2 separate regions of the Homo sapiens genome follow, and region 1 is linked to region 2. The links are chromatin loops, found by intact Hi-C in ENCODE. Cell type or tissue: pancreas. All regions are shown on one strand. Links, peaks and the distances in the headings refer to the core of each region. The heading gives the core; the rest is flanking DNA. Region 1 holds the start of RAB27A (RAB27A, member RAS oncogene family). Region 2 overlaps RAB27A (RAB27A, member RAS oncogene family).

Region 1 (12,699 bases), core at 7,197-11,196, 65 kb before region 2:
GCCATCTCGGCTCATTGCAACCTCCACCTCTCGGGTTCAAGCGATTCTCCTGCCCTCAGCCTCCTAAGTAGCTGAGACTACAGGCGCGTGCCACGACGCCCTGCTAATTTTTTGTATTTTTAGTAGAGACGGGGTTTCACCGTGTTAGCCAGGATGGTCTCGATCTCCTGACTTCGTGATCTGCCGGCCTCGGGCTCCCAAAGTGCTGGGATTACAGGCGTGAGCCACCTAACCCGGCCTTTTTCTCTCTTAACCTCACCAACAGTCTGATGGCCCTTCTCTCACACGGGAAGAGCTCTTGAAGTTATCAACCTGTTAGGACATTTGTTATCTCTAAACCCGAGTTTACTGTGTTATGTTTGCCTGGAAATGTTATATCAAATGTATGAAATTGCCAACTGTTTGTAATTTCATATGGTTCATCCTATATGTGATTTTGTAAATTGGACCCACCTGAGAAGCTAACTGCTGTAATGCCAACTGTGAGTAGCTACAGACTGGAAAGGTGATGGAGTTGACCGGGTGGGCCTGCGACAGCTGGAATTTGCGGTGGAGGTAGACACAAGTCAGCGAGACGGCTTAGAAGGCAGAAGGGAAGCTGAACTAAGGCTTCTCAACATTTTACTCTGCTTAGAAGTGGAAACATTTGGTTCAAAGGGCCTTTGCCTTAGACTCCATAGGGACAGGCCCAAGGGCTGCTGTTCACACCTCCTGGCCACTGAGAGGGATGAACTTGGCTGCCTCTGAGTGGGAACCACGAGGTCTGACCCCCTACGCAGTCCCAGGTTCACTACCCCGCAGGCCGGAGCGACACCGTTGGCGCTGGGAGAAGAGAGCCGCTGGGTGGCAGCAAAGGCGCGCAGGTTTCTTCCGACAGAGGCGGTTCCTTAACATACTGTAGTTTTCTTCTTTTTAAACTCATTGCTCTAACACTCTTAGAAATTTACAGTGGTTTTATATTCTTGAATTACACAGTGTGAGCAGAGACTCCGTTTGCCATTTCCTCCCGGAATTACATTGATTTTTTTCCTGCGAAATTTTTTACTTATTTTTCTCCCATGTTATTTCCAGGAATCCTGGGCATTCCCTTGCCCCGGAAACGCCGTGTCCAGGCCGACCTAAGCCAGGAGCCGCAGGGGCGGGAAGCCGGGGGCAGGGCCGGGCCTGGGACGCCGCCTCAGGAGCCGCGCGGACTCGGGAACCTCGGGCGGGGCCGGCGTGAGTACGCCCGGCACCTCCGGCTGCTACGGTGGCGACCGCGAACTGATGCCGTGGAAAACACCCTTAGAACATGGCTTTTTGGGGAGGTGAATAGGGGAGAGTCCCCAAACGACACCTCGCCGCGCACCGGTCCTTGGTGCAGTTTGTAAATGTCCCTCCTGTGTCCCAAAACGAAAACACTCCTATATTTTGTAGCGCCTTCCAGAATGGGGCAGCGGAAACTAGTGTTGGGACAAAGGAGGCGAGCGGGGCCTTTTCGGGGCTCACAGAGGACCCCTCGGAGGCGCGGCCGCCGGGGAGAGCGCGACAGCACCCCGCCCCCCGCCAGCCGGGCGGGGGCCGCTCCCGAGGTGACAGGAGAAGGCGGGAGGTGGAGGAGAGAAGGTCCCGCCCCACCTCGCTCTCCTTTACGGGAAGTGATGTGGGGCCAGGCGGAAAATACCCGCCAACGACCCAAAAAAGGCCGGCGGCGGGTGGACGCGGCGCGCGAGGACCCGAGCCAGGCGGGGACAGGACGGCGGGGCGAGCCAGGTGAGGGGGCCTGAGGAGCGGGAGGCGCGCGGCGGGTCCGGTCCCTCCGGGAGGGCCGAGCGAGGCGTCCCCCTGGGGCCGTCCTAGGGCTGGGGTCCGAGTGCGCCGCCCTTCCTCCCCGCCTCCAGGCGCCCGAGCCCGCCTGAAGAGTGGCTTCTCTCCCAGGCCCTCAGCGCAGACCCCAGTGATGACAACTGCCTGGTGCTGGCCAGGTGCGGTCCCAGGTCCGGCCAGGGTCTCAGATCGCCTCCGGGTTGCATCCAGGTGGGAGGATGCCCATCAGGGGTAGGAAACTTTCCAGGAGGGAAAGGAGGAAAGTCCCCGACCTCCCGCACGCCCCCCGGTTCATTCCTCCCTCTTTTGCTTTCAGTTTAACTGTTTAACCTGGTTGCCCTCCGGTTGGTGAGGGTCTGGACTGCAGACTAGCTGCGAGGGAGGGGCTCTCTCTTCTCCTGTCAGTTAGACTGAAAACTACCTGGCAGCCAGGCCCTCCGGTCGGGACTGGTGGTGGTGCAGATATGATGACAGGCTTTGGTAACTATTGCCAAAGCCTGTCTCTGTCCCAATAGATCACCAGTTCAGCAAAGTCAGGCCTGAAGCGAAGGGAGTCTTGTGAGCCCTGGACTGAGGAGCCTTCCCAGCCTTTCCGCTCCTGCTGGCCACCTGGGCCCACATGGCCTCAGGGTCTTCTGCCACAGGGTCCTTACCCCTACAGCTTAACAGCTGTTCTTTCCTTCTGGATGGATTCTCACATTTTATGGTTGGTTGATCAGTCAGATGTTGGAATTGGGGGTAGAGGGATTATAGAGTTGTGTGTGCTATTTAAGTTTTCTGTAATCATTGCTAATTAAATTTGTTGATTCTCCACTCACTGTTCTTGTTCTTTTTTTTTTTTCGGCCTTAAAAACTTGCTTTAGAGGGAAAATACAATCTGGAAAACAGTTTCTGCAGATGGTTAGAAGTGAAGAAAGGTTAATATAATGCTGAAGGAACTTGACTGAGGATCATTATTTTCTGTATTTTATGTTGGTTTATGTTGTTTTATGTTTTCATTCCTACTTTTTTCTTCCTTCCTTTCTACCATTCTCTCTTCCTCCCTCCCTCCCTTTTTTCTTCCTTCCTTAATTTCTGTGACGTGCCTTGATTTTTAATTTCGTTGAAGTATATTTAATCTATTTTTCCTTTTTTTTCTTTTGAGACAGAGTCTCACTCTGTCGCCCAGGTAGGAATGCGGTGGCATGATCTTGGCTCACAGCAACCTCCGCTTCCTGGGTTGAAGTGATTCTTTTGCTTCAGACTCCAGAGTAGCTGGAATTACAGGTGTGTGCTACCATGCTTGGCTAATTTTTGTATTTTTAGTAGAGGCGGGGTTTTGCTATGTTGGCCAGGCTGGTCTTGAACTCCTGACCTCAAGTGATCAACCTGCGTCAGCCTCCCAAAGTGCTGGGATTATAGGCTTGAGCCACTGCACCGAGCCTATTTTTCCTTTTGTTGTTTGTGCTTTTGATGTCAAAGTTAAGAAAACATTGTCAAATTCAAGATCATGAAGATTTATACTTATGTTTTCTTCTAAAAGTTTTATAGTTTTTAGCTCTTACATTTCATTCTTTGACCCATTTTAAGTTAATTTTTAAATATGGTGTGAGGCAGGGGGTCTGACTTCAACTTTTTGCATGTGGATATCCAGTTCTTTCAGCACCATTTGTTTAAAAGACTGTTCCTCTTTGAATAGTTTTGGCACCTCTGTTGAGATAAATTGACCATGAATGTAAAGGTTTATTTCTGGACTGTCAGTTCTATTCCATTGATCTGTATGTCTGTCCTCAGGCTAGTATCATACTACCTTGATTATTGTAGCTACATAGTGTTTTGAAATCAGGATATGTGAGTCCTCCAACCTTGTTCTTTTTCAAGATTGTTTTGACTATCCAGTCCCTTGAATTTCCATATGAATTTTTTTTTTTTTTCGAGATGGAGTTTTGCTCTTATTTACCAGGCTGGAGTGCAATGGCACGATCTCAGCTCACTGCAACCTCCGCCTCCCTGGTTCAAGTGATTCTCCTGCCTCATCCTCCTGAGTAGCTGGGATTACGGGCATGTGCCACCATGCCTGGCTAATTTTATATTTTTAGTAGAGACAGGGTTTCTCCATGTTGGTCAGGCTGGTCTCGGACTCCCGATCTCAGGTGATCTGTCTGCCTCAGCCTCCCAAAGTGCTGTGATCATAGGCATGAGCCACCATGCCTGGCCTTCCACATGAAATTTAAAGTCAGCTTCTCAATTTCTATTGTTTTGGTTCTAAAATAGATGTAAGGGTTTTAAAGTGAGCAACAATCTCTAGGAGCCAGATTTTTGAGTTTTCTCTCCCAAAGCTGCTTTTCCCCTAGTCTTCTCCATCTTAGTGAATGGCAACTTCACTCTTCCAGATGCTCACACCAAACACCCTGAAATCACTCTTGATTCTTTCTCTTATACCCCACATTAAATTCCTCAGCAGGCCGGGTGCGGTGGCTCACGCCTGTAATCGCAGCACTTTGGGAGGCCGAGACAGGTGGATCACGTGAGGTCAGGAGTTCAAGACCAGGCTGGCCAACATGGTGAAGCCCTGTATCTACTAAAAATACAAAAATTAGCGGGGCGTGGTGGTGGGTGCCTGTAATCACAGCTACTCAGGAGGCTGAGGCAGGAGAATCGCTTGAACCCAGGAGGCGGAGGTTGCAGTGAGCTAAGATCGTGCCATTGCACTCCAGCCTGGGCGACAGAGTGTGAGTCCGTCTCAAAAAAAAAAAAAAAAAAAAAAAAAGAATACATCTAGGATGATAACCATTTCTCACCACTTCTGCTGCTTCCACCAAGTTCTATCATCTCTGTCACCTGGATTACTGCAAAAGCCTTCTGAAGGGCTTCCCTGCTTCCACCCTTACTGCTCCACACTCTATTCTTAACACAGCAGCCAGAGTCTATTATGTCACTCTGCTTGAAACTCTCCAGTGGCTTTTTATCTCAGAAGTGACAGAGTCCTCACCATGGTCTATACAACCCTTGCATGGAGTGCGGCTTCATCTGCTATCACTCTTGCCTTTGCTGACTCTGCTCCAGCCATACCTCAGGACCTTTGCACTTGTTTCCTCTGCCTGGAATGCTCTTCCCCTCAGATGTCTGCATGGCTTTCTTATTTATTTCATTCAGGTGAAAAGTCATTTTTCTGGAGAGGCCTTCTTAGACCACTCCATCTAGAATAGTATCCCTCACCTATCCCATCATTTTCTGCCCCCTTACCTTGCCTTGTTTTCTTTCGAGTATTTATAGAACTGTCATACACAGACCAGCACACACACACAACATTTGTCTTTCACTGGTAGAAGACAAGCTCCAGGATGGCCAGTAATCTGCCTTGTTCACTGTGATGTCCATAGCACATAGAATGGTTTCTGACATATATTAAGCACTCAAAGAGATATGTGTTGAACTAATGAAAAAGGGAACAGAAGACAGAGCAATAGGGATCATTCTGCCATTTCTCCCATCCAAGTACTAACCAGGCCCAACCCTGCTTGGCTTCCAAGATCAGAGGAGATCGGGCACATCCAGGATGGTATGTCTGTAGAGTGTTCTGCTATTTCTTTCCCACTATTCCATCCATTTTTTTCTAAGAGAAGCAATGTCTATAGATACACCAACATCTCCTAAGTCTCTCGTCTTCTGTCCTACTTTCCCAAAAATAATAGTCTTATCTTCCTTAAAAAGGGAAAGGTCAAATAAGTAGAAAGGTGAGGATTTTGGTCCCTCCCACAGTGGCAGACCGGAGCCCTCTGTCTATATCCTGGGCAAACTGGGCAGGGCCATTCAGTGCCTATCTCCAGGGTGTTGGCCTCTTGTGCTAATTTAAGAAGAGTGAAGTTTTTTGGAAATTTGAGAAAATGGAAATTCATTTCTTATTTATTTATTCAATAGAAACGGGGTTTCACCATGTTGGCCAGGCCCCTGAGAAGGGAAATTGTCTTGCCATCGCTAAAACAAGATTGGTTCTTGAAGAGAGTAATTTTTCCCTTCTATAGCCTTCACTTTTTATGCCACTTGCAGATTTTCTTGGACTGTATTTGTTCTTCTGCCTCTTGGTCAGGAAGTTTGAGTTTATGATTTGGTTTCCCTTAAGCTAGGTGCAGACATGAGCCCTGAACTGGAGGCAGAGATAAAGGGTTTGTAATTTACTTATGTTCGTAGGGTAAGGTGTGTGGAGTAGAGAGCATTCAGCTCTGTTTGGACTCTCTGGTTTTGCAGGTACTTGTATGATTGAGGTCTAGTAATACTCATATTTTATTTATTGTCAAGTAAAATTAGATGCCTCTCTTACGAGGAATGCTGAAAGTTTTGTTCCTCCTTTCCTGTTTTTTTTTTTTTTTTGGTTGTTTGTTTTTCGTCTGTATATGTTGCCCTTAAACAGAAGTTTACCATGTAGTGCTTTAGTCAGCCAACCTCCCGTGTGTGGAGTGAGAGTTTTGATTCTAATGTGGGGATGGAGGTGGGGTGCCAGATTTAGCAAACTAAAAAAAAGTTAAATTTGCATTGCAGAAAAACACTAAATAATTGTTTCCTATATCTTATACATTATTTGGGACATACTTTTACTAAAAAATTGTTCTTTATCCAAAATGCACATTTAACTGGATGTCTTGTTTTGTGTCTGGCAGCCCTAGCTGGAGTTTATGTTTATGCATAGGAAATGCATCGATGGTGAAAATGTCCAAAGAATGATTGAGCCATGGCTGATTTTTGGTGATTGTGCATGTATCCAAAAGAGAAGATTTGTAAACCCAAGGAGTATTAGAATTAGAAGGAAGTTAGAGAACATTTCATTTTACTCTAGTCTTTTATAGTTAATGGAATTTACTCCAGAGAGGTTAAGTCACTTTGTCAAAGTCACATAGAGTTAGTGGCAGAGCTGGAAGTGGGACTCTGGAACCAGCAGTTGTTCTGCTGCATAATCCCTTCCCTTAAGAGGTCATGAAGAAGTTGCTTATGTTTTCATGTTGACCTTTAATCACATCTCTAGCCATCCACTCAAGATCACCTCATTATCATACTGTCCTTCAGTCCCCAGATCCAACATGTGGCAGCCAAAGCCATTCTCATGAGACACTTTGACTTTTCTCTGAGAGCCGCATAACTGTTGAAAGCCCCATGTGGTTCTTGTCCCTGCTGTTATGCCAGAAAGCCTGTAATTCAATGTGGTTTTATTTTTTTTTATGGTTTTGTTAACACTTTTGACCCTCTGGAGTATTTATTATAAGGTGCTTTGATTAAGGTGGTCTTACTGAGTATAATTCCACAACAACTAAGTGTTGTCTTATGGAAAGCCTGCTTGCTTTGAGTGGCCTATTCCCACAAAATTCCTCACCCCTTTTTATTTTGGTACAATAAATATGGAAGATATACATATGACAAGGACCAAGGTAGATAGACAGGTGTATGTGACTTGCTCACTAGAGATCTGTTCTTTTTAAACAAGATTTTATTATTTTTTATTGTAATTATTTGTACCTATTTAAAAGAAAGCAGCCTTGAAAATGAACTGCTTTCTCTAACTGCTATTTGAATACCATATTTCAGAACCACTAATCTTGTTTTTTCATAGTTTCATTGGTTAATTCATATAAAGTCTTACCAGCTGCCAGGTCAAAGCATAATAATAAAATTGGTTGCCACGAGACTGAAAAGTCTGTTCATTCTTATTTGCTATAGTTTATCTACCTTGGCCTGATCCCACCACCTGGGAGGCTGGTCAAGTCCTATCAGGGTATGGCTAAATACTAATCTGCTGTGTATTTGTATCGTTAAAAGCAAAGTCAAGGTCTAAATCAGCTAGTTAAACACAATAATATGATACTTTTGTTCTTGCTGTACTAGCCCTAATAAGGGGAGAAATGAAACATACAGAAATAGGTCATGACTTAAATGTTCATTTACAAAACTAAAGAATTTTAAAATATAACCTATGATTGTGGTCAGGATTTCTTTGTTTCTTGCTAAGAAATCATTATGAAAATAGTGATTTTCATAATAAATCGCATCATTTCAAGGAAACAACTCCAAGAATGAGTGAAGAGGTGTAACAGTCCTTGAAAAGATAAGTCATTGTCCTCACAGTCAAATACTGGAGACCTAATGTGGCTTTTCTCATTAGGGACAAGGTCAGCTGTCCCAGGTCCCACGTCTGCCCTAGGCTGTGTATTGAAGTGGGTTGTGTAGTGAAGTGGGTTGTGGTATTTCCTCAGGTGGCGGCTCATTCCTGTGTTCCGGACTTCCTGCTTGAATGTGGAAGAATCAACACAGTCAGGAATCAGTCGGTCGGTTTTTAGTCTCCATATTCCTGATTATTAACTATGTGATATCACACCAGTGTATGTCAGTTGGGGGTGATTTTCTCCCCTGCCCCACCCCACATGGGACATTTAGCAATGCCTGGAGACATTTTTGACTGTCACAGCTGGGGAGTTACTCCTGGCATTTAGTGGGTGGGGGCCAGGGATGCTGCAAAACATTCTCAGTACACAGGAGAGCCCCCAACAAAGGATTATCCTGCCTAAAATGTCAACAGTGCCGACGCTAAGAAACCCTGCATTAGACAACTCATTCAACCTCTTTGGCTTACAGTTTCCCAAGTTACACGTTCTGTCCATCATGTAAAACTAACTAAGCCTAACTACCGCTGTTGTCTTTCTAACCTCTCCCTCACCCCAATTCTAAGTCAGTAAATGTGGGGTAGGGCTCAGGCTGTTTGTTTGTTTATTTATTTATTTATTGTCTCCACACGGGATTCTGATGGGCAGTTGCAGTTGAGACTGAGAACCACTGCCCCCAGGGATCATGCGAAATGGGGTTCTCGTGGAGGTGCCAGGTTGGCCATAGGAGAGGAGTGGACCCTTTGGGAACAGCCTACCAGCAGGAGGAAGTGAGAGGCTGGTCTTCAGTGCCTGTCTATTGTGTGCTTCCACATGAGCGAAAGCCACATGAGCAGGGGACCCCAGAGATCGTGTACCTGAAGGGTTACACAGGGACTTGGGTTCTCAGTCTTTGCACGATAAGCTCGCAGCTGCCAGGAATGTCTACTTCCCAGATTTCCAGCTGACCACCATACCCTGGAAAGGAAATAATAAAACTGGACAGTTTCTTTATTAACACCCTGATTCTAGCTTCACTAGAGCTTCTCTGGGAGGTTGAAAATCTGTAACAAAAAACCTCACCCTGAGTCATCATCCCATTTTGCCACCCAGATAAGGAAACCACATTTGTTACACTTACAGAATTGTGTAATTTAAGAGCTAGTAGGGACCTTGGAAATTGTAGCCCAGGCTCCCCTCCCAGAAATCCAGAGCTGTGCCTCAGGTCACATAGCTAATTGATGGCAGGGATGGTTCCAGAAGCCTGGTCTGATGGTTTCCTGGTGTGTTCTTTTTATGTTCTTATTCTAATACTTCTTGATTGGAACCAGTTGTACTGTGGACAATCCAAAATTCTATGTGTTGTTCAAAAGAAGTGACATCTAGATGGAACTTTGCTAACACCCAGAGTCTCTTCCTTGAACTCCTCTGAAATACATTAGGAGGTGAAACAAGTATATTATGATTTCCCTATGTTAAAGCAGTGCAGAAATATCCAAGTGCCTGCTCTGTGCCAGCTGCTGGTTAAAGGCCTGTACTGCTACTTTTCTGTTCCAATTCTTGCCCCTCCCTGCCATAGCCCATTCTTCACACAAAGCCAGTGATGTCCCAAAAAAGGAACTCACACTCTTGAGGAGCATGAGACAAAATTTTAAAAAATTAAAGGAATTCAATTCATATCCTTCTGCTTAAAATCCCTTAGTTGCTTTCATTGTAATAGGTATAAGATCCAAATATGTACCTGTGGTCTGTAAGGGCCTCTGGTTTCTTTTTTTTTCCTTCTCTTTTCCTTTCCTACCTTCCTTCCTCCCTTCCATTCCCCCTTCCCTTCTCCCTTCCTTCCCTTCCTTTCTCTTCTTCCTTCCCTTCCCTTCTTTCTTGTCTTTGTCACCCAGCTCACTGCAACCTCAACATCCTGGGCTCAAGTGGATCCTCCTGCTTCAGCCTCCTAAGTAACTAGGACCACAGGAGCATGTCACCATGCTGGGCTAATTTTTGTATTTTTAATAGAGATGGGGTTTTACTATGTTGGCCAGGCTGGTCTCGAACTCCTGACCTCAAGTGATCTGCCTGCCTTGGCCTCCCAAAGTGCTGAGATTACAGGCATGAACCACTGTGCCTATCCTGGACTTTATTTTTTAAATGAAACCAGAATGCCAGTTTATTGATATATGAGAAATGGAACTGCTAAGCAGAGTAGATTCCTTTTTTTGAGGACAGTGTATGCTTCCTTTCGGAAGAATAGCCAGGTGAAGCAAATATAAAAGGAGAAGGCTACTTATACTGGCTAAGTATAGACTCAGGACCCAGTGAATTGGAAATCAAAAAGACCCAAGAGCTTTAATGCTGGAGAAAGATTACCATGTTAATGCTTCCTCAAAACTGGCTATACATGAAAATGGCACAGGGAGCTTTTGTTTAAAACATGCTCACAAAAGAGTGTAAATTGATTCAACCATTGTGGAAGACAGTGTGGCGATTCCTCAAGGATCTAGAACTAGAATTACCATTTGACCCAGCAATCCCATTACTGGGTATATGCCCAAAGGATTATAAATCATGCTACTATAGAGACACATGCACACGTATGTTTATTGCAGCACTATTCACAATAGCAAAGACTTGGAACTAACACAAATGTCCATCAATGATAGACTGGATTAAGAAAATGTGGCACATATACACCATGGAATACTATGCAGCCATAAAAAAGGATGAGTTCATGTCCTTTGCAAGGACATGGATGAAGCTGGAAACCATCATTCTCAGCAAACTATCTCAAGGACAGAAAACCAAACACCACATGTTCTGACTCATAGGTGGGAACTGAACAATGAGATCACTTGGATACAGGAAGGGGAACATCACACACCGGGGCCTCTCAGGGGGTGGGGACTGGGGGAGGGATAGCATTAGGAGAAATACCTAATGTAAATTATGAGTTGATGGGTGCAGCAAACCAACATGGCACCTGTATACCTATGTATCAAGCCTGCACATTGTGCACATGTACCCTAGAACTTAAAGTATATATATATATATATATATATAAACCATACCCACAAGAAACAACAACACATTTTTCAGTCTCTCCTTTGGTGATTCTAATTTATTAGGTTTGTGGCTAGGGCTTGGGAATCTATGTTTTATTTTAAATACTGCTCTAGTGATTGTTGGTGGACAACCTGGTTTGGGAACCAGTGTCTAGCTCACCTTTACTCCCAGCCTGAGTAAACTCAGGCTGGAAGAGATCATATGTCTCATGCAGAGTCACACAGCAAGTGAGTGGGAAGATAGAACTCAAATCTCCCTGTCCTCTCTATGCATTGTTCAAACAACATAGTAAGATTCTCAGGGACAGAGGCAGCACAGCCTCGGAAATTGTTGGTTTCTTAGTTTTTTTCTCTATTTACATGAAACTAACCAGTCTAGTGTCAAACAGGAAATATACACAGCATAGTTTTTCTTTTTTTATTGCAAAGTGTCAGATTAGGACCAGTAACATCAGCACCACCTGGGAACATAGAAATGCAGATTTTCAGCCCCACTCCAGACCTACTGAATCTGAAACTCTGGTGGGGCCTAGAGTCTGTGTTTTAAAACCATCTAGGTGACTCTGATGCACCCCGAAGCTTGAGAACCACTGTCTACAAGTACATTTCATGACTCAATCGCTGGTTAAGGCTGCTGACCTCGGCCTTTGTAGTTGATGAGTCATTAACATTGAGGCCTTAACTTTCCTGGCCATCTGCTTTCCTTGGTGATATTTATTCAAAACAGGTGACATTTATTCAAAAACTATTGTTGTAAGTCTTCATTAGAATGCCATACACAAGCGAGGGAATGGACTTTTATTGAGCACCTGCTGTATGTGAGACACTGTGTGTGAGGCTATTACTTATTTCATTTGATTCTCACAACCACCTTGCTAGGTCAGTATTATTATCCCTATTTTACAGATTTGGTATCTGAGGCTAGTAGAAGTTAAATATGATCTTGATGTACAGGCTATTTGCCTAACTGTAGTTGTACATTTTTGCCATCTGTTGTCTCCCTAGAACAGTGGCTTACAAACTTGATTGTGTATAACCAGAAAGCCCCTGGGAAGCTTGATATAAATGCAGATTCCCTAGGCCTCCCTTGCAGAGATCCTAATTCAGAGGCCTGAATGGGACCCAGAATTTTGGATTTTCATCACATATCCTAGGTGATTCTGCTGCCAGTCCTGGATCCATTTTCACCTGCCCTAATTGGTTGACCAGTTGCCCCTCAAGGCTTCTCTGAGGTTCTGTGTTGTCCTGTGTTTTGTGGTCACAGGCCTCGGACACTGGGTGGAGAAGAAATAGAAGAGTATGGGAGGACAGGCCATGGGGGCCTTTATTAAGAGTCTTATCTGCCTGGCTCTTTCTGCTGTCTCTACTGCTTCTTAGAGGGTTCCTAGGCCATATTTTGGCTTTGAGTAACTTGTGATTCTTTCCATTATCTATCCCAAAGTTTGGAACTGTTCTTTTAGCAACTGTGCCCTTTTGTCTGTGGGGTGCATAGATGTGAGCAATTTCCTTCAGGCTGTAATTAATAAATGTGGAGTAGGGAGTTGCTTCAGCTTTTGAGTTCAGAAATGGTATTTCATCCGTTTGGTGATACAAGCCCTTATTTTTCAGGGATAGAATTGACATAATTAGTGAATGACTTGGCTTAGAACTTAGAACTTAGAAATGCAGATTTTTCAGCCCCATGTCAACGTACTGAATTCACTAAATAATTAGAAGACTGGGCCAGGTGCGGT
Region 2 (11,354 bases), core at 7,326-11,325:
AGTGTCAGAAGTGGTAATATCAAATCTTAATTAGGAATAAACATTTGTTAATTATCTGTACTTTTATTTTTTTCTTCTTCCTGTCAGCCTTTTGAGTATTACAATGATCATTCATTTCTTATCTTTTTTTTTTTTTTTTGAGATGGAGTTTCTACTCTTGTTGCCCTTGCTGGAGTGCAATGGTGCAGTCTCGGCTCACTGCAACCTCTGCCTCCTGGGTTCAAGCAATTCTCCTGCCTCAGCCTCCCGAGTAGCTGGGATTACAGGCGCACACCAACACCCCCAGCTAATTTTTGTATTTTTGTAGAGATGGGGTTTCACCCATCTCCCGGGGTTTCATCCAACTCCTGACCTCAGGTGATCCACGCGCCTCAGCCTCCCAAAGTGCTGGGATTACAGGCGTGAGCCACAGTGCCCGGCCCATTTCTTATTTTTTAATAAAAATAATAGCTTAATACACACAAATACACACTCACACACACACACACACACACACACAAATACATAAAAATCAGTGGTGAGTGCCAGAACACAGTGTTGCATTAAAGAAGTAGCTGACTCGTGGGCCCTGATTGGCCTGGGAGAGGAGAGCAGGTCTATATACCCTCCCCTTTCCCTTTGCTCCTTGCAGACCCCTCCCTCTCACTCAATCTCTCCATGCCCTCTTGAGAAGGGTGATAAAAGTCTAAAGTAAGCCCCACTCAGATGAGGAGACAGAACAGAGGCTGAGTCCTCTGGGCCTGGATTGAAATCTGAAAGGAATTTGGTAGTGTGGTAGTCACTGTCCTGTCTTCCTGGAGTTCAGAGGAGTAAGCACGTCATGCCCAGAGTCACTCTTCATCCAGTGCTAGTGTGTTTCCTAAGGAAACTTTAAAGTAGCCTACATTTCTAAACTTTCTTCTGTAGAGTCCCATAAGTGGTGCAAAAACCCAACAGTATATATTTTACATATTTTTACTTCTTTATTTTTTATTCCCATTATTCTCTCTGTCTGAAAAACCCTTTCCACACCTGCCCCCATTTTTTAACCAACTGGAGTTCTGCTTATTCTTTAAAACCTAGCAAAGATGGCCTCTGTGAGATTCTCTGTAATAAACTTAGTTGTGTTAGATGTTTTCCCTCCTTTTAACCCCTGTTACATTTTATACTGTGTATAGGGTCCTTATTACATCCATTATCAGACTGTAGTTGTTTATGTAGGTGACTTTTTTCTTAGTGAAGTTTTTAAAATAACTGATTAATTTGCTTTTTAGATAAGCACAATCTTAGTAGAAAAATTAGGAAAAATGAGACAAAAAGAAGAAATCACCAATAATCACACTTCCTAGACTACCCAAAATAAATACTGTTAACCATAATTACTGGTGATACTTACATGCTCTTCTAAATGCTTTAATATATTAACTTAGTAGTTCTCAAATGTGAATGTGCATCTCAGTCACCTGGAGGACTTTTTAAAACACAGATTTCTAGCCCCATTTCCAGCATTCCTGATTCAGTAGAGCTGGAGTGGGACCTGAGACTTGCATGTCAACAAATTCTTAGGTTATGCTAAGGCTGGTGGCTCACAGTCTTTACCTGCAGAATCACTGGATTAATTCATTTTAATCCTTACCTTGACTGTATAAAGTAAGTAGTATCATTATCACCATTTACAGATGGGGAAATTGAGGCAGTCAAATAACTTCATCAGGGTCACACAGCTAGTAAATGGCAGAGCCAGGATTCATCCCTAGGTACACTGGATCCTGAGTCTGTGCTCATAGCATGACACTGGGCATGGACCTATAACACCTTATAAGGCATTAACAGAGCACAGAGCCACTCTGGAGACCAGAAAGATAATGAGGTAACCATGAAGCAAGTCTTGAAGGAAGGTTGTGGTTAAGTATTCAGTGATGTGGGAACAGCATGTGTAACAACCTGGAGGAAAGAAAGGGCATGGCTTTTCATGAAATGGTACACAGTTTAGTCTGTCCTCTGTAGGTCTTATTACCCCAGTTGCCCCATGAGGGCAAAGAACTGTTGTGAAATTCCATGCAGAGTATCAGGCCTGTGCTAATGCTCAGTAAACACCTGCCTACTTGACTTTCTCATGATAAGATATGATGAACACTACTTCATAATGAGGAACTAAAATGTCCACACTTTTCTGGTTAACCATGATGAAAAAATAAATTAGGCCATAAACTCTGAAGTATGTCTTACTGTGAACGTTTAGGCCTTAATTTTATTCTGGGGTGTGATGGGTAAGAAATGAGGTGTTATTTTCCTACTTTGAAAGATTAAACTATTTAGCTTAGTGAAGCTCTTTGGTTTGAGTCAATTGCTTTTTATAATTGTGCCTATTTGCAGGTTTTCAGGTGAAATAAAAGCTGCGGAATAAGAATTATAGTCCTCTGCTTCCACTTGGCTCTGGTGACAGAATCACTTACTGTTTATTCTGGGTCTTTTCTTCTCATTGAAGCCTGTATCTTGTTTGTTTTAAATGAGTTGATTCTGCCCTAGGATAATAGAAAAATGTGAAAAACATTTTGGATAGAAATAGATTAGTTTGGAGAAAAACAATTCTTTTAGAAATGTCATTGCTATGGAGAAAAAAACACATAAAAACAGTTTTAAGATTAGCAGTAAACCCTAGGAACTCCTGCAACTTTCTTTTCAAATAGCCTTCATAAAAAAGAAAGGTGTTTTGTATGTGTGTGTGTGCATATGTGTGCGTGTGCACATGTGGGCCCTCACACTTGAGAGGTAGCACATTCTCCTATAAACTCTCCGATATCAATAAACTGGGGTATGTGCTTAAGAATGGTTTTATATTTCTGCCCCAACTATTCAGCTTTACAGATAAGATTACTGATGCTTTGAAAGCATTATGTCAATTCCCAATATCTATATATACATTATAGTCTTCAAAGCACTTTTGCATGTATTGTTCACTGATCATACACTTACATTATTATTTACATATATAATAAACTTTCTTATATTAATAGGCCAGCTACAGATGCATGCATATTGTGAAAACCCAGATATAGTGCTGTGTGGAAACAAGAGTGATCTGGAGGACCAGAGAGTAGTGAAAGAGGAGGAAGCCATAGCACTCGCAGAGAAATATGGGTGAGTATTTTTGTGGAGAAGTCTAGAGAAAACATTTTCAATATAAACATTAGCAGGTGAATGGTAATGAAAAAGATAAAAGTGGACAATTAAAGCAAAACCTCAGCCATAGGCCTTGGGGCATGTTGAATGTGTCCTTTTTATATGATATGATAGTAGGATCCATTGACAATGCATGTGGCAAGGGCCTCCTTCAGTGCTTTGGTCCCATTTTCTCAAACTCTTGGCATTTGCAGAGAGACAACTTTGAGTTGTCTCAGAGGCGCCTTAAGTATGTAAGGCCTTCTTTCCAAGATGCAAATAGGAGACTCCTGGGGTAAAGAAATCCTCCATGTTGAGCGAGGAAATTTCTTTTTTCATTTCTTTTCTTTTTTTTTTTTGAGACAGAGTCTCACACTGTCACCCAGGCTGGAGTGCAGTGGCACAATCTCGGCTCACTGCAACCTCCACCTCCCGGGTTCAAGCGATTCTCCTACCTCAGCCTCCCAAGTAGCTGGGACTACAGGAGTCCACCATCATGCCCGGCTAATTTTTGTATTTTTAGTAGAGATGGGGTTTCTGGTACCATATTGGCCAGGCTGGTCTCCAACTCCTGACCTTGTGACCCACCCGCCTCAGCCTCCCAAAGTGCTGGGATTACAGGTATGAGCCACCACACCCAGCCTCAGCAAGGAAATTTCAAAGCCACTTCATGTACTATTGTAGAGAATGCTAGCATATAAGAAGGGCTTATTGGTTATTGCAGATTAGGTGCTGGTTTTGAAATTTCTATTCTGGGAGAGGAGTGTGAGATCTCCTTTGGCTTAGTCTATGGTCTTGTGGTGGAGGGTCAGCAAAATACTGTCGTTCTCCTTGAGTTCTGGGAATAGGATCATAGCAGCAGCAGCAGCAGCAGCAGCATGAACTGGACATGAAAGAAGTGGTCAGCTGCTGCTTATTAAAGTATTAAAGTGTTAAGGGTGCCTCTAAAAGGAATTTTTACTTTACTTTCTTTCTGCCTCTCACACAATGAGAACCCATATGTAAATTCAAACCCTTAATAGCATTAAAAGAGGAAGGAAGCAAGTGGGTTGAGAAGGGAGGGGAGGGAAATAGAGATGGTGTAGATGGTGTAGGGGATGTTACCTAGTTTGTGGCTTTGGTGGTTAGCAGAATCCAAGAAGGCCAAGAGAAAACCTTTCCCTTTTTATTGTGTGATCACTGCTTTATTCTTTCTTTGGTTGATGGAGGTTCAGAAAGCTGGTAGGGTTTATAGTGGGAAGGGAGGGGGAGGATAGGTTGGCCAGGTAGGAAGAAGCCAGACTCTGGAGGGGTTTGAATACCAGGTAAGGAGATTAGATTTGATCCCTGGAGGACAGGGAGTTGCTGAAAGCCTTTGAGCATGGAGGGATGTTATGTTTACATTTCCAGATCAGTCTATAGGCTATAGGTGGGGAGGGAGGAAAGACTAGAGATTGATAGATTGCAGTGGTCTGTGAGGTGGGCAGAGGCTAGCTTTGTGAAAAAGGAAAAGGAAGAATAAATCAGGAAAAACACATAGAGTAGGGCAGGATTTTAGGTTTTTCTCAAGGCTAGCTCAGCTGAAGGATTCCCATCCACTATAGGCTTACTCTGGCAAGGATTTGCAATTGCATGTAGAGGTTTTTACCCTAGGGCAGATGGTGTTTAACCATGTTAGAAACATCCAGAGAACTTTTAACACATTCTCATGTCTGGGCTTCACCTCTGACCATCAGACATAATTGGTTTGGAGGAGTTTCTCAGGCAGGGTTCACTTGAAGAAGCATACCTATACATGAAGGGATCTGTTACAGGAATTTGAGCATATGCAATTGTGGGAGCTGGGTAAGTAGTCTCTGTAAGGTGTTGTCTTTGTGTCTGATGCTGAAGCCTGAAGGACAGGACAGTCAGACAGGAAGGGGAGAAGGATGTGAAATGGGGGATGGATGGAAAAAGTGAGAACCAGCTGGTGCCCATAATGAGGGACTAAAACCCATGTCACTTCCTGTTGCCTCTGACCTGGCTGGTGTGGGTGTCCTGCAGAAACTGGGGCCCTTTGTCACAGGGCTAACAACATCACCTGGCCCAGGTGCAGGTCTAGTTGCAGGTTTATGACAATAAGATGAGCCAGCAGATAAGCGACAATATATGAGGGCTATGAAATGGAGGTTGCTTCACTTCCTACCCCCAAAATTGCCCCCAAATCTCTTTTGTGGCCCACCCTAACCAGAAAGGGCATTCTGGGAAATGTTGTTTAGCCTAGCCAAGCTGACTCATTACAAAGCCTGGGCATTGGTATCTTTTAAAATCTCCCCACGTGATCTTCATGTGCAATGGTTGAGAACCAGTGACTTAGGTGATTCTGAGGGGGAGGCTGACAGAGTCTTACCGGCCAGTCTGAAATGTCCCCCTGCTCCCCTGAGAGGCACTCATGTAACGTAGTGGAAAAGAAACAGGGAGAGAACGATTACCACAGAGAATGCTGTAGTGTTGAAGCTGTGAGGTATGTTGCAATGGGTAAGGAGGAAGTAAGTGATGAAGCAATGGAAACCATGGATCCTAGAGCATTCTTTTGAGAGTATGTCAGTAAATGCAAAGAAAAAAAAGAAAAAGGCAGTTAGAGGAGTTAGCTAGATCAAACAAGCACATTCAAGTATATTCTCAAGTACTGGGGGAGGGTCAGGCTTGACTTCTTGCCCCTGTGGGCTTTTTCAGCCCTTTGCTTGTTTCCTGTGCCCTCGGTCTTAGGATTCCACAGCCTGTCTGGTTTCACAGAGCCTAACCCTGCCTTCTGTCATATGGGGTATCTGAGGGGTGTGGGGGACTGTCTTTGACCTGTGCCCAGGTCACGATGGTTATGGAGTATTTCATAGAGAGGAGCTCAATCTATAGTTTTTGAATTGGGTTAAAATGAGAAAAGAGGATTTAGCAGATAATGATTGAAACCCTTGAAGAAAGGAAAGGGCTAGAAACAGAGTCCCTTAGGATACAGAAAGCATACCATGTAGTTTGGTAGGCTGTTTGGCACTTTTAGAGGAAAATATGATGGAAAAATTTGGTTCACATGCATTTCACAAATATGGCATATAACTTTAATGATTATTTTCACAGATGTTTTGTTTCATTCTTAGAACATTTACACTGGTTACACATGCACTAAAGGACTATATTGTTTAGTTTATCCATGTGCTAACAGTCAGAAAACAGGATAAAGTTTATGGCATATCTTCATATAATTTGTATGTTGTTTGATAAATTTACATTTTTTGTTACTATTATGCTGTCTTCTATTCTCAATTCATAAAAACAGATCACTGGGGCCAGGTGTGGTGGCTCATACCTGCAATGCCAGCACTTTGGGAGGCCAAGGCAGGTGGATCACCGGAGGTCAGGAGTTCTAGACCAGCCTGGCCAACATGGTGAAACCCCATCTCTACTAAAAATACAAAAAATTAGCCAGGTGTGGTGGCGGGCACCTGTAATTCCAGCTACTTGGGAGGCTGAGGCAGGAGAATCGCTTGAACCCTGGTAAGGCAGAGGTTGCAGTGAGCCAAGATCGCACCATTGCACTCCAGCCTGGGCAACAAGAGCAAAACTCTGTCTCAAAACAAAACAAACAAACAAACAAAAACAAACAAACAAACAAAAAAACCCCAGATCATTGGTTTACAATTGGTTCTCTGGAATAGACATATCAAAGAATCAAACACCATGTCTCAGAAGAACTTTGTAAGCCTAATAAAGAACACTACAGTGCGAAAATGGAATGTTAATCTGTGTGTGCTGGGACAAGTAAATTTGAGAATGAGGACTTCATACAACAGACAAAAATGTAAAGGGCAAATTGTATGCATGATAATGAATATCAGAAAAAAAATTTGTAGTGGCCTAAGAGTCTACCGCTAATTTTCCATGTTTTTTTTTTTGTTGTTGTTTGTTTGTTTTTGCTGTGAAACTTGGTTAAATTGTAATATGAAGCTCTTAGGTCACTTCCTAACAAATCAAAGTGATCTCTGTGGTAAACCAATTGAATTTTCCTGGAACAAATGCAACATAATGGTTTCCAATGTATTATATTGAGTGATATTGTCAATGAAGTTGGAGAAGAGAACAAAACAGAAAGTTGTTCAAATTTGCACTCCTGCCAGCCAAGTGATTACAGTTCACATGGTTACTGAAACACTTTAAAAAGATAGCTACGAAGTCAGTGACAAGTAGAAGAGAAAGCTGAATGAAATATTGGCAACATTCCTCTTTTGGAAGACACTATTAGATCTCAAGCTTCAGTGTGCATCAGAATCAATCACCTGAACACTGGGTCCCGCAGTTTCTGATTCAGTAGGTCTGGGTTGGAGCCCACAAATGTATACTGATGATCAGTTTCTAGATGTTGCTGCTGCTGGTTCAAGACAACACTTTGAGTTCCTATCAAAGACGCATGCTAGCAAACATTTTGCTTGACAGGTGAGCATGCTAGCAGATATTTTCTTTGGACAAAGTCATTCTTGTACAGGATATGAACCAATTGTCTACTTGTGCCATGCATGAGTGAGTGAAATATGCTCAATGACTTCTCATTGGAAAATCCATGCTAAAGAGAGGAAGATTTTTTTTCTCACCCAGTTAATTACATCACCTATGATATAGGCTGGGAAGGGACCTTGGCATTGGTAGTGAGGGAGCACCAACCACAAGTGAGCAGACAAGGGCTTCACTCTGTGACTAAATATGGTTGCGTTGAAATGTCTGTCCATACTTTATTCACAGAGGATAGTTGGTGGTCATAATAAGCCTTTGTTCTTGATTCAGAGTTGAGGAAAATAGAGAAAAATGTGAATATGATCTAAAGCTGGGCATGGTGGCTCATGCCTGTAATCCCAGCACTTTGGGAGGTTGAGGTGGGTGGATCACCTGAGCTCAGGAGTTCGAGACCAGCCTGGCCAACATGGTGAAACCCCGTCTCTACAAAAATATAAAAATTACCTGGGTATGATGGTGGGTGCCTGTAATCCCAGCTACTTGGGAGGCTGAGGCAGGAGAATTGCTTGAACCCAGGAGGCAGAGGTTGCAGTGAGCCAAGATCACACCATTGCACTCCAGCCTGAGCAAAAGAGCGAGGCTCTGCCTCTAAAAAAAAAAAAAAAAAGAATGTGAACTAAGAATGACAACTGAATGTACATATTTTGTGTACTGTGCAAAGAAATGGGCAGCAAATTTAAGATGATGTTCTCCCTGCTGAAGGCTGCTGGTTATTGCTGAGGAAGATGCTCAAGAGTTCTGGAATGAAAGAGGAATTAAAAATATTTATTTACAACATTAATAATATCAGTATGGATCATTTCAGGGATTTCAAGTAGCTTAATTCAACAGCATGCTCACTGTTTTCTCTAGTTTGAACTAGATGAAATGCGGTACAAATAGCTTGATCTCTAATAGTTTAGTCTTTTAAAACTTGATTACATCTTTTCTTGATTTGAGAAATAACTTAGCGATGTAGCATTGGGCATGTTTGAAAAGTACACAAATAAGTCAAACATACAAGACTGATTCACAGAGCTCCATTTAACTCAGCAGAGGATCTGGATTTCATTTGCTGCAATATCCCAGGTTCAAACAGTCAGCACACCAGCCATTTCCTGGAAATGTTGTTCAATTAGCATCCAACAGACTGTGAAAAGTAGTGTGAAACTCACTTCTCACTTTAGTGAGACGTTTGTTCATAATTTCTAGATCTACATGTGAGCCAAATATCTACAGCCATTTGACAGAACCACCAAACATACTTGCTGTTATTCCTGGCAACCTCTAACTGAGATTTAGGATCTTTTAGTTTTGTGAGAATAAATAATGGAAAAGAAATCAGGATGCTGACCTACGCCACAAGCAAGATCTTGGTGAAAAACTGCAAATGCTTATGCCCCTCTCATTGATTTGAATCTGTTTACTTAAATTTTTTATTTTAAAATTTGTGATTAATCTATTTTTGGAAATGCATTATAATTAATGGTCTCCATGTACTCCAAATGGCCTTTAAGTGGCCACTTACAGACTGGTAATAACGATGAGCAGTGCTGAATTTTTTCGTCTTTGGCAATACGGCTCCATGGTGGTGCTACATTAGCACCACCATGTGGAGAAAAGGAACAATAGCACTCTTTCTATGGTTAAAATGGGAACAATACATCCTCTTGAATTTTTTTTTTTTTTTTTTTTTTTTTTTTTTTTGAGATGGAGTGTAGCTCTGTCACCCAGCTGGAGTGCAGTGACACGATCTTGGCTCACTGTAACCTCTGCCTCCCAGGTTCAAGCGATTCTCCTGCCTCACCCTCCCGAGTAGCTGGGGCTACAGGTGTGCACCACTGTGCCCAGCTAATTTTTATATATTTTTTTTAGTAAAGACGAGGTTTCACCATGTTGGCCAGGTTGATCCTGAACTTTTGGCCTCAAGTGATGCACAAGTCTCGGCCTCCCAAAGTGCTGGGATTACAGGTGAGCCACCGCCTCCAGCCTGGAACATCATTTTCTTATGGAAAGAAAGTCTTAATTCAGGGTCTTTTCTATGGCTCTCATCTAGTTTGCTAGATGAGATTACAGCCCAATTACTGGCACAGAGCTGAGAGTGGAGTGAACTCTATTCACTTATTCCTGTAGAAATGAAAATCTTACTGCCTCAAATTGCTCAGAAAACTCTGAGTGATTAGTCTAAGGATTTTTAAAGTTGTTAACCTGACTCCTGGTCCCATGACCTAGAGGTTTACAAATGGCAAGAAAGTATACTTTTAATTGAAAGAAGTTTGTTACTTGAATTTGGAGTTACAAATCTAAAGTATGTCTTGTTAATATTGTGTGTCTTTTAGCATGAGTAACTTGAAAAGTTAGAGCTCTTATACCTTGAAATTATACCAATTAAATATTTGCTTAAGTTAATAAACATTGGACAGTAGCTCACAGCTCTGCTAGAAGCATCATTTATACGTCAGTATTAATCAGTAGAGTAAGATCCATTGTCTTCCAGCATTTCATGAAGATTGCTTGGAAAGTGAGGAGTTTAATGAGGAGTAAGGGAGGCAAATGCTTTGGAGGCACAAAGCACTTTGGCCAGGACAGGTCTGAGTGCAGCATCTCTGGTGTAGGGAGGCGTGGTCCCAGGTACCAGAATTAGAGCAGTATTGTAGATTTTATAGATCAGCTACATTGTGGATTAAACCAATGTTCATGGGTTAGTTTGCAAATTTATTTTTATTTTTTATTCTTTTTTTTTCACACAACACACAGATTGAGAATTTAATGTTTACCATGTTGCTAGTGACATTGCTTTTTTGGGATGATGTATTCTGAGTTTTTGTTTTTCTTTTCTGAGACAGAGTCTCCCTCTGTTGCTCAGGCTGGAGTGCAGTAGCACCGCCTCGGCTCACTGCAACCTCTGCCTCCTGTGTTCAAGAGATCTCCCGTCTCAGCCTCCCTAGTAGCTGGGACTACAGGCACGTGCCACCATGCCCAGCTAATTTTTGTGTTTTTAGTAGAGACAGGGTTTCACCATGTTGGCCAGGCTGATCTTGAACTCCTGACCTCAACTCCGACCCTGCCTTGGCCTCTCAAAGTGCTGGGATTACAGGTGTGAGCCACGGTGCCTGGCTGTGTTCTGAGTTTTAAATAACATCATTACAAATAAGCTTTTATCACCTAACCCAATTCTGTGTTGGAAATAAGAAACATTTATTGTTTGTACATGTGTCAGGTTCTGATCTAAGTGCTTTAAATATTAACTCATTTAATCATTACAAGAAGATACTGATGTTATTTGGTATTACAGATGAAGCAGCGGAGGCACAGAGGTTAAACTTTTGTCAGAATCACAGTTGGTAAGATGTACTACTAGGATTTGAAGCCAGGCAGCATGACTCCAGAGGTTATGACTTCTTTTTTTTTTTTTTTTTTTTTTTGAGACGGCGTCTCCCTCTGTTGCCCAGCCTTGAGTGCCGTAGCACGATCTCGGCTCACTGCAACCTCCGCCTCCCAGGTTAAAGTGATTCTCCTGCCTCAGCCTCCTGAGTAGCTGGGATTATAGGCGCCTGCCACCACGCCTGGCTAATTTTTGTATTTTTAGTAGAGACGGGGTTTCTGGTCTTGAACTCCTGACCTCAGGTGATCCACCCGTCTCAGCCTCCCAAAGTGCTGGGATTACAGGCGTGAGCTACCGCGCCCGACCTGAGGTTATGACTCTTTTTTTTTTT

What was found. Peaks named below come from ENCODE experiments on the same cell type or tissue, not always from the same donor. Only the 100,000 strongest peaks of a DNase experiment are listed, where the experiment ranks them.
Region 1: it touches region 2 in a loop (7-fold over the local background); 103 of 110 quality-filtered maps call a loop at or near these places.

The regions. Positions count from the first base shown.
Region 1 is chr15:55,278,769-55,291,467 of GRCh38, reverse strand. It overlaps RAB27A (RAB27A, member RAS oncogene family), which reads left to right and starts at 1,655. Exons shown (of 7, transcript NM_183235.3): 1 at 1,655-1,752. RefSeq lists enhancers at 1,188-1,337, 11,483-11,777 and a silencer at 1,438-1,967. In pancreas, for the core only: no CTCF peak of the experiment used is centred there; no DNase peak of the experiment used is centred there; H3K27ac peaks cover 2,763 bases.
Region 2 is chr15:55,215,655-55,227,008 of GRCh38, reverse strand. RAB27A (RAB27A, member RAS oncogene family) reads left to right here. Exons shown (of 7, transcript NM_183235.3): 6 at 2,997-3,120. Among named protein-coding and RNA genes, the nearest start is that of RSL24D1, 24 kb to the right of the region's middle. RefSeq lists an enhancer at 3,860-3,929. In pancreas, for the core only: a CTCF peak has its summit at 9,241 (motif pointing left); no DNase peak of the experiment used is centred there.